3 separate regions of the Homo sapiens genome follow, and regions 1 and 3 are each linked to region 2. A link is a loop called in an ENCODE intact Hi-C map of the cell type or tissue named here. Cell type or tissue: heart left ventricle. All regions are shown on one strand. Links, peaks and the distances in the headings refer to the core of each region. The heading gives the core; the rest is flanking DNA.

Region 1 (5,312 bases), core at 172-5,171, 280 kb before region 2:
TCACACAGGAGGCACCTGCTCACCCTGTAGGTAGGAATCCTCCAACCCACACTTGAGGCATTTGTGTTGGTAATTTAATTTAAATGCAGAATGAAAGATGCTCATCCTGGTAACAGTTCATCTTACTCTTCCTCAGGCTTGCCCTAAAAATCCTGAATCTTGCTTCAGACTTCCCTTACCCCAGGTCTCAGCTTTGGGTCACCTGCAAATGGGGTACCTCTGCTCTCTGTGACTTCTTGGAAGCCAGAGAGAAAAGTGTTCTTTCTGACCTGGTTCACCCAACTGCTACCCTGGCAGGTGTCTCTCAGAGCTTTCTCTTGCCCTCATCCAATTTCCCATAACATTAAGTGTTCAGTGAAGTTGGAGGCAAAAATATAAATGAACAAACTCAGTTTCCTTTTTGTTTCTCCTGTTCCTCCTGTCTATCTGCCTTTCTATGCATCATGCTAGATAAGTCTGAATCAGCCAAAGAGAGTCACGGAATTTTAGCTCTTGGACCATGTGCCTGCCTCTGTGTGTGTGCACAGATGTGTGTATGTGTATGTGCGTGTGTGTGCATGTGTGGGGGGTATGTTTATACAAAAGAAATGTGTGAGAGACAGAAGCAGAGGCAGGAAGAAATGAATAGGAATGACACTTTTTTTTTTCTTGAAGGGAGAGAGCCAGAAATTACATCCGCTCAAAAATATCCTGCCTCTTTCATAGATAAATATAGCATCGTGAGTAGATGTATCACTGAATGATACTTTCAAAAAAAATCTGGGAAGGTCACTTGAAGAGGCTGTCCCTGCTGGCTCTCTCCCCTTGCTTGACTGTCCCCCAGTCCCTCATTCCCTCCCAGAGCTCTCAGACTATGGTCAGGAATAAGAGGTGGGGGAAGTGTACAGGCTTCCCACTAGGCATTCTGGAAAGGGGAGAATAGCAGGAACAATGGTGCTGCTTAAAACAGACTACTGGCCAGAGGCTCCAGGTGACCAAATGTCTCCCTCACAGGGAGGCACTCGAGAATCCACACCTCCCTGTTACAGAGAAGTAAAAGCTCAGCACGGGAGGCCAGCCCCATAGAAATGTATTTACCAGGTGTGCTGGTTGGTAGCAGGTAATTGGAGCTTAAGAATACTTGATTTAGTTCCAAGGGGTAGAGTAAAATGGTTTAATCCCTGGCGAGGTGCAGGCAGCTGCCAGCCAGAAGGGACTCCAGCCCCTGACAATGGGAGGCAGAGCGGTCATAGCACTGTGTACCAGCTGAGCATCAGTTCCACTTAGACTAACATGCAACTGATCCTTCCAACAGTCCGCAGAGGTAGACATTGCCATCCCATCTACAGCTGGAGAGACTGAGGACAGGAATGAGTCAGTGATTTATCCAGGGTCTCGTGGTCAGTCATGGTAGAGCTGGGCTTTGTCTCTTCCAAGTGTCAAGAAAGGTCCCCTGCCTTCCACTCACTCCACATGAAGGAGATAAGAGGTTCTGCTGGCAAGCCAGCCCAGCCTCGCCTGTCAGCAGAAGCCCGAGCCAGCTGTGATCATGGAAGGGCAGCTCCTGGGTCCTAACCCCTGTGAGAACAGAGAGCTGTCAGGTAGCTGCAGCTCCTCCATGAAAAAGCAGGGGCTAGGGGCCATTTTGCAGTTCTGAGCTTCTCAGCTCCTGATTCCTGTGGAGCACCCTTCCAGTGCCTCAAGGCAAGGCTCAGCATTGGTCCATCCAGCTTGGCTGTAGGCTGGGACACCTCTCTTACCTGGACAAGTAGTATCACCCTTTACTGTGCGTTCTGAGCTTCTTAACATCTGTATTCATCTGCTCGAGCTGCCATAACAAAATATCATAGACTGAGTGGCTTATTTCTCACAGCTCTGGAGGCTGGAAGTCCAGGATGAAGGGACCAGCACTGTCAGGTTCTGGTGAGGGCTCTCTTCCTGGCTTGTAGGCAGCCACCTTCTTGCTGTGTCAGAGAGAGAGAGAGAGAGAGAGAGACAGAGAGAGAGAGAGGAGAGAGAGAGAGAGGAGAGAGAGAGAGAGAGAGAGAGGAGAGAGAGAGAGAGGAGAGAGAGAGAGAGAGAGAGAGAGAGAACTGTATTCCATTGTTTCTTCTTATCAGAGCACTAATCCCATCTGATCAGGACCCCACCCTTAGGTCCTCATTTAACATTAGTTACTTTCTTAGAGGCCTCATGGGCTGGGATTTAGGGCTTCAACGTATGAATTGTAGGGGAACATGAAAATTCAGGTCATAACATCTTTTGGAGTCAGACTTGGATTCAGTTTTAACCTCTACCCCTCTCTAGCTCTGGAAAAGTTCATGCCTCATATTACTTTCCTGTTGTTGCTGAAACAATTTATCACAAAATGAGTAGCTTAAAATGACAAATATGTATGATCTCACAGTTCTAGAGGTCAGACACCAAAATCAGCCTCACTGGCGTAAAGCCACGGTGGTGGCAGGGCTGCGCCCCTTCTGGCTCTAGCTAGGAGTGTCTTCACTTCCTTGACTTTTGCAACTTCTAGAGGCTGCCCGTGTTCCTCGGCCCATGGCACCACATCACATGGACAACAGCTTCCGTGGTCATATCTACTCTCTGACTCTGACCCTCTTGCCTCCCTCTTGTAAGGACCCTTGTGATTCCATTGAGCCCACACGGATAATCAGGGTCATCTCCCCATCTCAAGATCCTTTACCTGATCACATCTGCAAAGTTCCCTTTGCCATGTGAGAAAACCAATCCATAGGCTTTACAGATGACGATGGGGACTTCTGATTTACTTTGGGCTTTGTGGGCTGAGGGCATCCTGAAGTGGCCTAGCTTGGGGCCTCTCCATCCTGTGTTTATTAAACTGGCCTGGATCATCCTGAACCTTGCTTCAGATTTCTCTTACACAAGGCTCCCCACTCCCTGCCTCGGCATTGGGTCAGCTGCAGTTCTGCCCTCTGGGTGTCACTGGAGACACAGAGCAATGCACAGAGCAATGGCTCCTGCTGACCCAGCCCCGGACAGTACCTCCTGGGGTTCTCTCTCGCCTCTCCATGTGCCTGAAGACCAGGCATGTTCCTACTGAAGCTGGGACTCAGCAACACCCGACCTTCCTCTCAACTCCTCCCAGCCTCTGGACTGAGGCTGACCCTGAATTCCCAAGTCTGGTTCTCAGCCACACCTGCCCCACACCGAGGCCTGAACCAGGAGGGCTTAGGGCCCATGGCAGTTGGTCGAGCATGAAAATCCCGCAGGCCCAGGGCCACGTGCTGTACCAGGGAAGACTGCGGGTGGGGGTGGGGTCGTCTCCCTCTTCATGGATCTTTCCCCTGTGGGCAGCCCCCACCCCCAACTTCAGAAACCAGCATCTTCACACCTCCCATCCCCTGAGAGCGGATGTGATCAGGTCAGCTTGGAGCTGCCTCAGGCTCTGGGGCTTTTCCCCAGATCTAGGCCACAAGCCTCCCATCGCAGGGAGCGGGGAAGGAGTTCAGGGCCATGGACTCACTGGAGGGGCAGGGAGGGGCCGCTGGCCCTGAAGCAGGATTCCCACGCAGAGCTGGTGAGGGCAGCTGGGGTGACATCCCCAGACTAGAGCCAGGCAAAGCCCCTGTTCAAGGCTGGAGCCCCCAGGGATGCCCCAAGGCCTCTGAGTGGGGGCTGTGGTGGGGTGGTGGGTCAGCTTCTGTGAATGAAGCCCATGGCTCTCCAGATCTCCACATCCCCCAGTGTGGCCTGGGCCTGTTGTTGCCTCAGCACTGGAGAGGGAGGAGGGCTGAGAGAGCCTCTCTTCTTCCACAGTTTGAGCTGCCCCCTCACCAGCTGTCTGGTCCCCTGTTTCCCTTGGGCTGAAGCTAGGTGGAGAAAAGGACACTCCAATTGAGCCCCTACAGGCAGGAAAGCCACACAGGTAGAGTGACCACATACTTTCCTGCCTAGAACCTCCATGGACATCTCCTGCCCAGCTTCCCAGCCTCCTCTGTCACAACTCCTTCCATTTCCCATGAGTTCCAGCCATAATGGCCCAGTGGCCACACCCGAAATCATGCACCTCTGTGCCTCTGAAACTGTGCCTCTGTGCCTCTCGAAATGCACCTCCAGGCCTCTGGTCCTTTGCACATGCTCCACCTCTGCTTCTGCCATCTTTCCTTTGCTCCTCCCCCTCAGGGGGCCTAGCCATCCCTCACGCCCAACTCAGACAGCTCTGTGTGGTGCCCCTCTTGCACCCCCAATGTGATTACTGCTCCTTCCTCAGTATCCCCAAAGGGTGTACACAGCTCTTCCCTGACATGCAGGGCATTGGCAGAAGTGTGGTCTCTGTGAGCCTGTCTCTCCCCGGGATCGTGAGCATCGTGAGGGTGGGAAGCAGGTCTTATTTTTGGAAACCCTAAGGACTGCCACGAAGCTGGACTAAAGGAGGTGTTCAGGAGGGGTTCACTGCCTTTATGAGGCACCAGCTGTGTACAATGTGCTGCCCAAAGCATTAATGTTCTGGTGTTTTAGCAACTTTATAAACCAGGTGGAAAAACAAGATACCCACCCTGCCTGGCAGGAGAGGCTCTCACTAAATTGAACCAACAAATAAGCAAGATACAAAGAAACAGAAGAGCAATGAAAGCAAGCGTAGTTTATACCGGGGGTCTCCAGAGTGGGGCATGTCCACCAAATTCATTTGTTCCCAATGCAGGATCAAAATGTGGATGCTCTGTTTACATTTATTTATATCCTTTCACTTTTCCATGCTTTTCTTTTTTAAAAGTTTTAATGTGTATAATACACAGATCTGTACAGTAATTTACGTCAAATAATTTGTAAATGAATACAATATACATTTAACAGGGGGCAAGCTGAAAGATGTTTTAGTCATATAACTTTGGAATAAATTGGGTTTAAACTGTGCTAAGTGAGAGCCCTGTAGTAGGGGGAGCATCAGAAATGCTTCCTGGTGACGTGGGCACCTCCCAGCCCCATTCCCCCCTCATTAAGGACATGGACCCTCAGGGTCTGAGTTTCTGCCCAGATGACAGGCCCTTTCCATCCACTACCTGTGGCTCAGCCCCTGCCACCTGGTGCCATCATCTTCCCAAGCCAAGGCAATGATCCAGGGACACCTTCTCCCGAATAGGGTACTTGGCCTGCCCTGCTCCCTCCTAGGGCCTCACCTCTGCCTGCAGGAAGGAGGGGTGGCTGGAATGGGCCGCTGCTGAAGCCAACCTGGGAGAACAGTTCCGACGTGGGGAATGTGGATGGAATTATTTTCTTCAGATTTCCCAACAAAAATAACTTGGAATTTATGTCCTTGGACATGCTGTTCCATGTTTCTGCTCAAATTCCTCCCACTG
Region 2 (5,312 bases), core at 84-5,083:
AAGTTCAGGTAGAGAGTCAGAGAGGGAACTGAGAATAAGACAAGCTCCTTTTAACCCACAGATAAATGTGTCTAGATATCACCTCTACTTATTGCAACAATCCTTTTCTTTTTTTTTTTTCTTTTGAGATGGAGTCTCGCTCTGTCGCCCCGGCTGGAGTGCAGTGGCGCAATCTCGGCTCACTGCAAGCTCCGCCTCCCGAGTTCACGCCATTCTCCTGCCTCAGCCTCCCGAGCAGTTGGGACTACAGGCCCCCACCACTATGCCCGGCTAATTTTTTGTATTTTTTTAGTAGAGACGGGGTTTCACCACATTAGCCAGGATGGTCTCGATCTCCTGACCTCGTGATCCGCCCGCCTCGGCCTCCCAAAGTGCTGGGATTACAGGCGTGAGCCACCGCACCTGGCAACAATCCTTTTCAGTTGCTATTCACCCATCTACCAAAAATATGAAGTCATTTTTGCTGAGGGTGCAGTAAAGCATGCCAACTTCATTTTCCAACCTGGAGTTTCTTGGGCCTATAGGAAACGGATTAGAGTCTTTGAGGCTGGTACATTTGGGGACCTTGTTTGCAACGTTCCTCTAAAGTAGACCTTATAATGAATGGAAGCAAGAGAAGAGTGCCAGATTATTCTGGAATGCTGTCAATATCCTGTGTCTCTGAGACTCTACTGTTGCCCTTATGTCCAAAGCCCCATGATTAACTCAGGTACCAGTGAGGAGGAAAAAGCAGAAATGTGAACTCTCATAGTCACCTACTGCAGGCCAAGGTCTCTGTCTAGGAACTGCTATGTGTGAGTCAATTTCCTGATGATGCAGTTTTTTTCTGCTCCATACCATGCTGAGTGGAATGTCTTGTTTATCAGCCCTCCAGGACCCCCACACCTGGTACTGTGGCATCATGACGATTGTCATAGTCTATGGGAAGGTGACTTCAATCTGCTGTGTGTATAATACTGTGTGACTCCCAGTTGTCAGCCACTCAGTCATTAAGCAGAAGAAAGAATGGGAAGGCACAGAGATCAGAGGGAGAAGGACAAAGAGATACAAGGAGAGTGACAGGAAAGAAGAAAAAATGACTGAGAAACTCCTAATGCAAAGTGGGTAATGGGTTTTGAAAATAACAGGGTGAGCCAAAGAGAAAGGGACAAATGATTTAGCAGAGAGACTGGAACATATACTGGTACCTCCACCTACTGTACCCCAAGCCTTGTGTTGAACCTGGACAAACAGTCTGGCCCTTCCAGGGACTCCCAAGCACAACGAAACACAGAGCTTCAAAGGAAAGAAGAGCAGGAAGTTGGTGGGTTTCAGGTGCTTGGAAAAGAAGTAGGCTGACATCTGACTCATCCTATTCAACTGCAAGCACCCAACACACACAGAAGCTTTCAGATGAGATCATCTGGTCGTGACTTGCAAAAGACTCTGATTTGGTGGCATATGGGGCTAGGCACTTTATCAACATTTTTCTTCCAGCACAGCAAAAGGTGGGTAGAATTGCAGCTCTTTTATAATAATAAATAATGTTATGGAAAGGAAAAATGAAGTATAGAGAAGGGACAGACCTTAAAAAGGATGCTCAATAATAAGAAAAACAAACACACACACACACACACACACACACACACACACAGACAAACAGACATTGTTCTCCTTGATCCATTGAGAGGTAATATGGTAGGACAGAAAACACATGGGCTTAAACATCAGAAAGACGTAGGCCTAAGCCTGCTTTTGCCACTTACTGACCTTTAGCAGTTGGTTTAACCTCTTTGATCCTCAGTTCTTTCATCTGTACAATGGGAAAATAATACCTACTATTCAGGGTTGTTGTGACGGCTGATGATGAGATGTGCATTTGGTTAGGAGATCAGTAACTGTCAGCCAGGATTATTCTACTATCTGTTAGCTTCAAGCAGCAGTGTGAGGACTAACTTCTCCAGGCAGCTCCTCCATCTCCCCAGTTATTGTTGTTTTATGGTACTTTGGAAAGGAGTTTCAAGTTCATTTGGTTCAAGTCGTTCCTTTTGTGGTCCAGAAAGGTGGGTGGCTGATTCGACATCACAGTTGGGATGTAGATTAGTGGCAAAGCTGGGTTGGTGCACCTGGCTTCCCAGACAATACTGCTTCCTCCTTACCTGTCTGCTTCTGCTAAAATGATGACTGGACCATCTTTGTAATAAGTCTTCAGAAGAAAAAATATTGGTAAAAATAAATGAACCAGATGCCTCCCCTTTCATTACTTTGCGATCCCTTTACTCACCTGGGTTGTTGTGCAAAGCGGATAAGCTCTCCACCTTGTGGGTGCTAACACAGGGATCAGGGAGATTTCTTATCAATGTGCTGGCAGCCCCATCAAAACTTCACATGAGCTTTTTTTGCTTTCCTGGTGGAGGCAGTAGCAGTGACTTGCTGCTATGGGATGCTCTGTCCACTAGCCTTGGCTTATGGGAATCCATCCAATGACTGTGCAGGAAGTCATCTATCTAATCCCCTTTGCCAGTAAGAATGTTTAAAACTGGCCAGAACCTCAGGGACAGTTCAGCTATTAATGGAAAGTAAATCAAATCTGAGGCCCTTAAAGACCCATGTAGTATAAACTGCATTTCCATAGACCTTGAAGCACATCTAGAAAGCCTTGTGGAAAGAAAGAGGGCCTTAGTTTCATCCTAGGCTGTGACTGCTTATGTTAGTTAGGGTCAGGCCAGATAGTTGATTCATCTTTTATAGAGCCAAGAACTCTCCAGAGGTAGAAAACAGGAGGGCAGTGTATTTAAGATGAAAGGAGAAGGAAGAATCCAGCCTAGGAAGAAAGGCAGCCTGGGACCACATCCTGACCCCAATCTTGTCTCAGGGCCGGGTTCAACCTCAGGTCTTCCTTTTCCTTCAGTTGGTTGAGAGAGGAGAGAAGACCAGAAATGGGTGAAAAAGAAGGGAAGCCTTTCATCTGTCCCTTGCAAAAAGGGACTCTCTTACCATGTCCAGTTAAGACTCTCCTTCTAGAAAATGGGCATGGAGGTGCTGATTGGAGCAGAATCCATTTCTCAGATACCAGCTCACCATCAGCATCTGGGTGGAGGGAGGCGTTCATGCTGGCCAGATGTTTGTAAGGCTGTGATAGTGAAGCCAAGAACCCCTGCAGTCAGCCAATGTTCTACCCAGTCTAGGATGAGGCTGCTTTGCCCTCAGCCTGGGGAGTGCCTGGGAAAAGGCAGGTCAGATCAGAGTGGGGATGTGAGGGGACCCTTTCTAAGCCAAAGGCCCACTTCAGTTCCAGGCAAAGAGGGTCTCCCTTTCTTCTCCCCCAACAATTCCTCAGATGATTACTTCCACACCCAATTTCCTTCATGCTCACATAAGGAGCCAGGCTCAGGGTCTGCAGTTTGGGAGGAAAGCTGCCTGCTCACCCCTCCTGTTTATCCTACACACACACACACACACACACACACACACACACACACACACGCCTGCAAGATTTCCACTCTTCACTGACTGTATCAGCCCAGCCTCATCTCCTTCCACGGCAGGGCCCTTGGAACCCAGCGCTGAGCTGGTGCTACTCTAAAAATAACTGTGTCCGATGTGATGAATGGGAAGGCATTTGCTCTCCTTTTCCTGCCTCGCGTCGGGGCCTGAATCATGTTGGGAAATGACATTCTGTTAACACAAGCACTTTTGCTTCCTCCTGTGCTCTCTCACCATCCGGTGGGGGCCCTGGCCGGGACTGGCTTTCAATTTTTAAAGCCCCCTGGGGGTCCATCCAATACCCCCATCCCCTGACATTAAGGAAAGTTTTAAACAAAGAGAAATGGAGAGAAGCATCCTGTGCTTCCCTGGGGGCATGCTAAGGACTTGAGGAGGCACAGGTGGCACAGATACGACCCCACCCCTACTTCACTAGGAAAAGCTGAGCTGACTGGACATCCAGACCAGGAATGTCTCTCGAGGCCAGGAACCAGCCTCAGCTCTGCACTGGGCTCTGGGCAGCCACTTGATGAATGACTGCAGAGTGGGAAATGGGAGGGACCCAGCCAGATAACGACTCCCTGCTTCCATCTGAGAGCGGCTCTGATACCATCTGGAATCAGACTTGTGGGGGAGTGGGCCTCAGCATTTTGGGCAACATATTTTGAGGCTTCTCCTTCCAGAGAAGCAGCTGGGCTTCTCTTGACTTTGTTCTAAGTTCTGTGAAGCCAAGCATCAAACCAACTTACCTTCCCATACCCCTACGTCCCAGTCATCGTGCCTGGCTCAGAAGAAGATCTTAATAGGTGCTTTTTGGTTCGAACAGAAATAAGTAGCATCTAGAGAGTCTAGGAGGGAGAACTAGAGTCACTCAGCTTTTTAAAGAACAAAGGATGGAGTCTCTGGAATCTAGAGATTTAGTCAAGGCCCTCATGCTGGGCCTGGGGAAAGATCATTTCTTTTTTTTTTTTTTATTTTTTTATTTTTATTTTTTTTAGAGACAGGGTCTCACCATGTTGCCCAGGCTAGTTTCAAGCTCCTGGGCTCAAGCGATCCTCCTGCAACGAACTCTCAAAGTGCTGGAATTACAGGTGTGACCCACCATATCTGGCTGTAAGATCATTTCTTAAAGCCCTTCCTCCAGCCTTGACTCTATCCCAACTCACAGGCCACTTGGGAACCCATGACTCTCTTCTCTGGAGCAAGGATTTGGCAGCTTATCACCCTCAGACAGAAACCAGCTCCTCCTGTGAAGCCTTACTTCTCATCCCTAAGACTCATTTCTGGGTTTTGTCTTGGATTTGTATGGGATCTTGGTTTAATGGAACCTGTTTTAAACATCCTTTTGGGCCCCCTATTGATCCTCTTAACCTTTAACCTATTCTCAAAGTGACAAAAACTTTTGGCTTAAGCAGTAAACCCATAATAAATCAGAACTCTAGGGAATCCATGTTTCACAGTTTCAAGAGAGTTCCATTGTTGGACTGGGGCAGAATATAACCAGCACCCATGCATGATCATCACTCCCATCTGTGTGTCTTCAAATGTGTAGGGACCCCGGACCAGGTCTTAGTGGCTGCTTGCAAGCTATATTATCCAGCTCTCCAACATGTCTCCCCACTCTTTTGGCACCCAATCACACACATGCCTACCCTGAGAGAAGATGGGGAGCATGTGGGCCTGAGAACAAAAGTCTACCCTCTCAAGGTAGCCAGGACAGGCTTCTCAGCTGTCAGCGAGTGATGGCAGCAGACAGGCTCACTATAGCTGGCAAAGGCCGATGCATACTCATGAACCTAGGCGACACAGATATGCAACGACTGGAGAAGACACAGGTTCATGTAAGT
Region 3 (5,312 bases), core at 172-5,171, 170 kb after region 2:
TGGAGGCTGAGGTGGGCAGATCACTTGAGGGCAGGAGTTTGAGACCAGCCTGGCCAACAAGGCAAAACCCCGTCTCTACTAAAAATACAAAAACCAGCCAGGCATGGTGGCACTCGCCTGTAATCTCAGCTACTTGGGAGGCTGAGGCAGGAGAATCGCTTGAACCCACAAGGCAGAGGTTGCAGTGAGCCGAGATTGCACCACTGTACTCCAGCCTGGGCCACAGAGTGAGACTCTATCTCCAAAAAAAAAAAGAATATTACCTTTATAATAATAACATATATGTAACAGTATATATGCATACTCACACTTTTACCTTTTTTCAAGAAATCCTATTCCACAGTCTCTATGCTAAGGAAACAGTATAAAGTATGCACAAAGATTTATAAAAAACTGTATATAACTTTTTATATACATATTTACATATTTATAAGAGAAAATATACGTAACCTAAAAATTTCAACAATTGAATGACAAATTATGTTTTAACTTTATGATATAATATTACACAGTTACTAAAAATGATCGCTTGGAATATTTTTAAGATAAATCATCACAATAGAGTGCTGATGACTTAGACGCTGTTAAGGAAAGCAGCAAAATGCAACGTGTGATCTTGGCTACATAAAAACGTAAGTGCACAGGAAAAGAAGGCAAAGATGCTAAATTGTTAACCGTTGTGATTTATGCATGGTGAAATTGTGGTGACTGAAAAACAAAAAAATTTAAGAAACAAAATAGGCTGGGCGCGGTGGCTCCTGCCTATAATCCTGGCACTTTGGGGAGGCTGAGGGGGGAGGATCACTTGAGGTCAGGAATTTGAGACCGGCCTGGCCAACATGGTGAGACCCCGTCTCTACTCATAAAAATACAAAAATTAGCCCGGCATGGTGGCACGTGTTTGTAGTCCCAGCTACTCAAGAGGCTGAGGCAGGAGAATCCCTTGAACCTGGGAGGCGGAGGTTGCAGTGAGCTGAGATCGCACCATTGCACTTCAGCCTGGGCAACAAGAGCAAAATACCATCTCAAAAAAAAAAAAAAAAGAAAGAAAGAAAATAAAAATAGAAATTCCATAATGAGCATATGTTTCTTTTAAAATTGGAAAAGTAAGCATAAAAATAATAAAATACATATTTTATCAATAAAAATATGAAATTGCCAACAGAGGGAAAGGGAAGGAAAAACTTCCTATAATTAAAACACTAATCTAAAACAACCACTTATTAACCCCCATCTGCCCTTACAGTTGTGTGTGTGAATGTGTGTGTGTTAGTGGATGTGCGCTGGCACCACTGCCTACGTCCATGGGGATAAGTGGCTGACCTTAAGGCCACCTACTAAATTAGGGCTTGTATGCAGGGCTACATCTAGTGAAAATGTTTAGGAATTTGGGAAAGCCAAGGATACCTCTTAAATCCAGTTTGAACAAGTGCTTTAAGCTCTCCTAAGAAAAGCTGGAAGATGAGTTCAAGGTATATTTTAAATTCTGTTTGGGAACCACCAAATCAAGAGAAAGTCAGGCTTAGACACCAACTGTATCTGTACTAAAATTTAGGAGTGCCCTCTTTGCTTAGACCAATTCCATTTTATGTGAGAAATCCAGAATTTTCCTTCCCATTGGTTCAAATAAAATTCCTGGCTGAGAGGCAAGAAGTGTATGAGTTTCAGCTAAACGCTTGGGGTCTCTTCTACACAGTTTACCTAAAATAAGCTACTGCCGGTGGGAGGCAATTAAGTCCACCGGAGAGGGGGCTTGAGGGGGCTCCCAAAGTTTCCTTGAGGTTAAAATGCCAGCTTGACTATAGTTTGGAGAAACTTTGGGCAAATTGAAATTGTTCTTCAAGATGGATCTGTGTAATAAGGGGCCCTCCCTCAGCCCAGGAAGGAAGCAGAGGATTTGATGTGCTGATAACGATATCTTCCTGAGCTGCGCTTGAGGACAAGGGAAGGGCAGGTGGCGAGGTGAGAGGCAGTCAGAGGCAGCACAGAAGCTACTAGACTGGGAAGGAATGAAGCCCCCAGCAAGTCTACGCCCTGTGTGAATGAGGGCCTGTCTTCATATCCTCTGAGGACTACTTCAGGACTCAGGCCTGCAAGATCATTTCAGGACATTCACTAGACACCCAGGAATAGCTCTTGGCTACAGTCACAACATTCGCCACCCAAACTCATCCCTTTCCCTAACAGTACCATCCTTTCTATCCAACGTGGGAGACCGGGCCTACTTAGAGAAAATGCTGATCCTATAAAAATTGGCTTCATGAGACTGCCAAGATAAAAGGATTCTCAGTGCAGGACGGGGAGAGAGGAAGGGCCAATCCATCATCCAGGCTCATTAAGCAACTATTTGTAGGACACTGTGCCCAGCGTCTTAGAAACAAAGAGCAGCCTAAGACACAGCCCCTGGCTCAGCAGAGAGATGAACACATAACCTCTTGGAGAGAGAGGCGTCAGGCCCAACACAGGCCCCTTGAGAGGAGGCCGGGATGTATGGCCCTAGTATGCAACGTGTTGGCTGGGAAAGTGAAGAAAGCTTGTTCTCTCCCTGACCAGGCTACAGACTCACTGTTGTGACCAGGGGGCTTATGGGGCCCAGGAGGAAATCCCCATGGGAATAATTCCAGCCCTCTGCAGGGTAGTGTAGGAGGGAAGGTGCTGGATCCTCATACAGAGTAGATTTGCTCTGAACAAGGTGAACAATGACTCACATAGAGGCAGAATGTGCAGACACGGGCCCAGTGCCACTCAGAGAAACACATTACTTGTGCTTTTGAGACCCGTGGCCCTAACTGCCTGTTCTACATCCCATTCCTGTGATTTTTGTCAAGGAGAGAGGCGGGTGGGGGGAGTAGGGATAGGAGAAAAGAAAGTTGTTGCAATCCCAGGAACATGTGTCCGCGGCTGGATGCCTCCTGCCAAATGTTCTGGAATTTTTAGCTCTATGTCTCTCCAGGGACTACTGAGGCCTTTTAAGTCTGACATTGTGAAAGATGTTTCCTGGTGACCATGGGACTTGCGTGCAGCTGCTCAGCAGCGCCTCCCAAACTCTTGAGGACATGTGGGGAACTACAGCTGGGAGTAAGCAATGAGACAGGGGTAATGAGGAGGAGGCGGATAGAGTGGATGCGTTATGCCCAGAATGGCCTCGTGAGCTGGTGGGGGACAGAGGCCACGGACCAGAAACCTTCCTAAGGGCTTAACCCGTCACCTGTTTCCACACACGCATTCCACCCAGGTGGAACCGGCAGAGTGAAGCCAGGCTCAGGAGGTCTCCATCAAGAGAGGCTCAGCAGAGATGTGAGCAAAGAGAAGGGGTTTCCGAGCTACCGCCTAACTTCGGTGATGAAACAAACTGAGCCTGTTCTTTGAGAGATGAGTTGCTGCTTCTGACAAGGAGTGGGAAGGGCCAACGTGGAGAGACCCCGTCTCTACTAAAAATACAAAAAATTAGCTGGGCGTGGTGGCACACTCCTGTAGTCCCAGCTACTCGGGAGGCTGAAGCAGGAGAATCGCTTGAACCCGGGAAGTGGAGGTTGCAGTGAGAAGAGATCGCGCCACTGCACTCCAGCCTGGGCGACACAGCGAGACTTCATCTCAAAAAAAAAAAAAAAAAAAAAAGAGTGGGGAGGAGTGAGAGAAAGAAGGTGGCTATTTGGGACCTGAGAGACAAAGGGGCAAGAGATCTTGTGCCGGGAAAGGCTGGTCGTCCACCCACAATGGTCCTTCAGACCACCTCTCAATGCAGGGCCATAGCTGAGGCTCTCCAACTGCACGAGGCAAATACTAAGGCTGAGGCAAGAAAAGTCAGCCCGCTAGCCTGCTCTTCCCTACCATAGAAAGCACTAGGACATCACTCCCTCCCACCTGGGGAATGAAGGGGAAGATGCAGGAAGCTCTCAGCTCTGTTTATCAAAGGGAATGTGTGGTGCACACAAGCACTGTGGTGTGTGAAGAAATCGCTCCTCCTGGCTTCCTCCCTCCCAGAGCATCCTCCCTCGCTTGCCTGACTGACAGATGGATGTCAAATGGTGGGGACATGACCAAGAATAAAAGCAGAAAGAATACAAGGGGCAGCCAGGAAGGGACGTGTGCTGATTAGAGAAATTTAAAGAGCCTGGAGAAGGATGATGTGTTCAGACCTTGGTCCAGGTGCTTTAGAAGGAAGTTTTAAATGAAAACCAAGGAGCCACATCTGTATCTGGACCTTAGCTGGGGTGATGAAACTGTAGACGCCTCGGCTGCTGTGCTGAGGAAGTTAGAGTAGCAAGGCCAGGGTCCCAGTGCCGTTGGGTGGAGGCAGTGTCGGTGCCCACAGGCAAATTCCCAAGACCCTTCCCCAGACAGAGCCCAGGCCAAGTCGGGCACAGCATCGAAGGAGACCCAGTCGCAGAGGCATTCCCTAACACCATATTTTTAGAGTCCCTGGAGCCAAAGAAGCAGCTGCTGACTTGCTTCCTTGAATTAGGGTAAGGAAGAAGGCACTGGGCAGCAGAAATTCCTGTTCCACAGGCTGGATGGAAGTGGGGAGGGAGCTGCTGCCATCAGGGACATCAACATCCTGCTGGAGACCCTCCCCACTCAGCTGGTGAGCTGGCCGCCACCCACAGCCTGCCTGCCCAAAATGTACTCAGACTTTCTAGCAACCATTTACTCACCCACCCCACAGGGTGTCACAATTCATGTTAAGTGAATGTGCACACGTGGATTTCCCTTACTGAACTGCCTCTCCAAATGAATGTTACTACAAAACAAGGCACTGGCTCACAACACAGCCCTAACTGCCCCAGGACCAGTAGCTGGGGCTTCCTTGAATCTTTCAGGGGATTAAAAGGGCATCTATCTGAAACCTTGGTAGGCATGAGCGTGAGGAGGCCCTTTCCAGAAGCTAAGGCAGAAGAGAAGGTGACCAGCTTTAGAATCAGGAGACTCAACTTCATGGAAACAACCACCACCCACTTTTAGCACTTAGGCACCTTGGGTGGGGGCAGGGTACAAAGATGAAGATAAGTCCTCCCTTGCCTTCAAGGACCTGGGCAAAGAGAAGGTAAAACAGGACCCGTATCCTCGAAGCGGCATCATTGGCAAGTACAAAATGCCACAGGCATTAAAAGAAACGTCACAGCTGGTACAGAGAAATCAGGAAAGCTTCACTCTCGATAGATCTGCAAGGCAGTGAAGTGACTGACAAAGTCCAATGTGCCATTTACTTGATGACTTTCTTTCAAGGTCAAATCACAAGCCTGAGATCCTATTTCATCTGCCAAGTCTGGATTGATGTCTCCTTCCCACTCTCAGTTCCTTAGAAAAGCAGG

The links. A loop is a pair of places that touch in the nucleus more often than their neighbours do. Peaks named below come from ENCODE experiments on the same cell type or tissue, not always from the same donor. Only the 100,000 strongest peaks of a DNase experiment are listed, where the experiment ranks them.
Region 1: it touches region 2 in a loop (4-fold over the local background); 14 of 110 quality-filtered maps call a loop at or near these places.
Region 3: a loop joins it to region 2, with 3 times the contacts of the local background. A loop is called at or near these places in 31 of 110 quality-filtered maps.

Annotation. Positions count from the first base shown.
Region 1 is chr2:30,690,210-30,695,521 of GRCh38, reverse strand. No RefSeq gene overlaps it. Among named protein-coding and RNA genes, the nearest start is that of CAPN13, 110 kb to the left of the region's middle. In heart left ventricle, for the core only: a CTCF peak has its summit at 2,928; no DNase peak of the experiment used is centred there; H3K27ac peaks cover 3,605 bases.
Region 2 is chr2:30,406,399-30,411,710 of GRCh38, reverse strand. No RefSeq gene overlaps it. Among named protein-coding and RNA genes, the nearest start is that of LCLAT1, 38 kb to the left of the region's middle. RefSeq lists an enhancer at 615-1,527. In heart left ventricle, for the core only: a CTCF peak has its summit at 2,407; a DNase peak (open chromatin) is centred at 3,580; H3K27ac peaks cover 4,412 bases.
Region 3 is chr2:30,237,192-30,242,503 of GRCh38, reverse strand. All of the region lies in intron 2 of LBH (LBH regulator of Wnt signaling pathway), which reads right to left. Among named protein-coding and RNA genes, the nearest start is that of LBH, 8.3 kb to the right of the region's middle. In heart left ventricle, for the core only: a CTCF peak has its summit at 3,047; a DNase peak (open chromatin) is centred at 3,023; H3K4me3 peaks cover 2,867 bases; H3K27ac peaks cover 3,877 bases.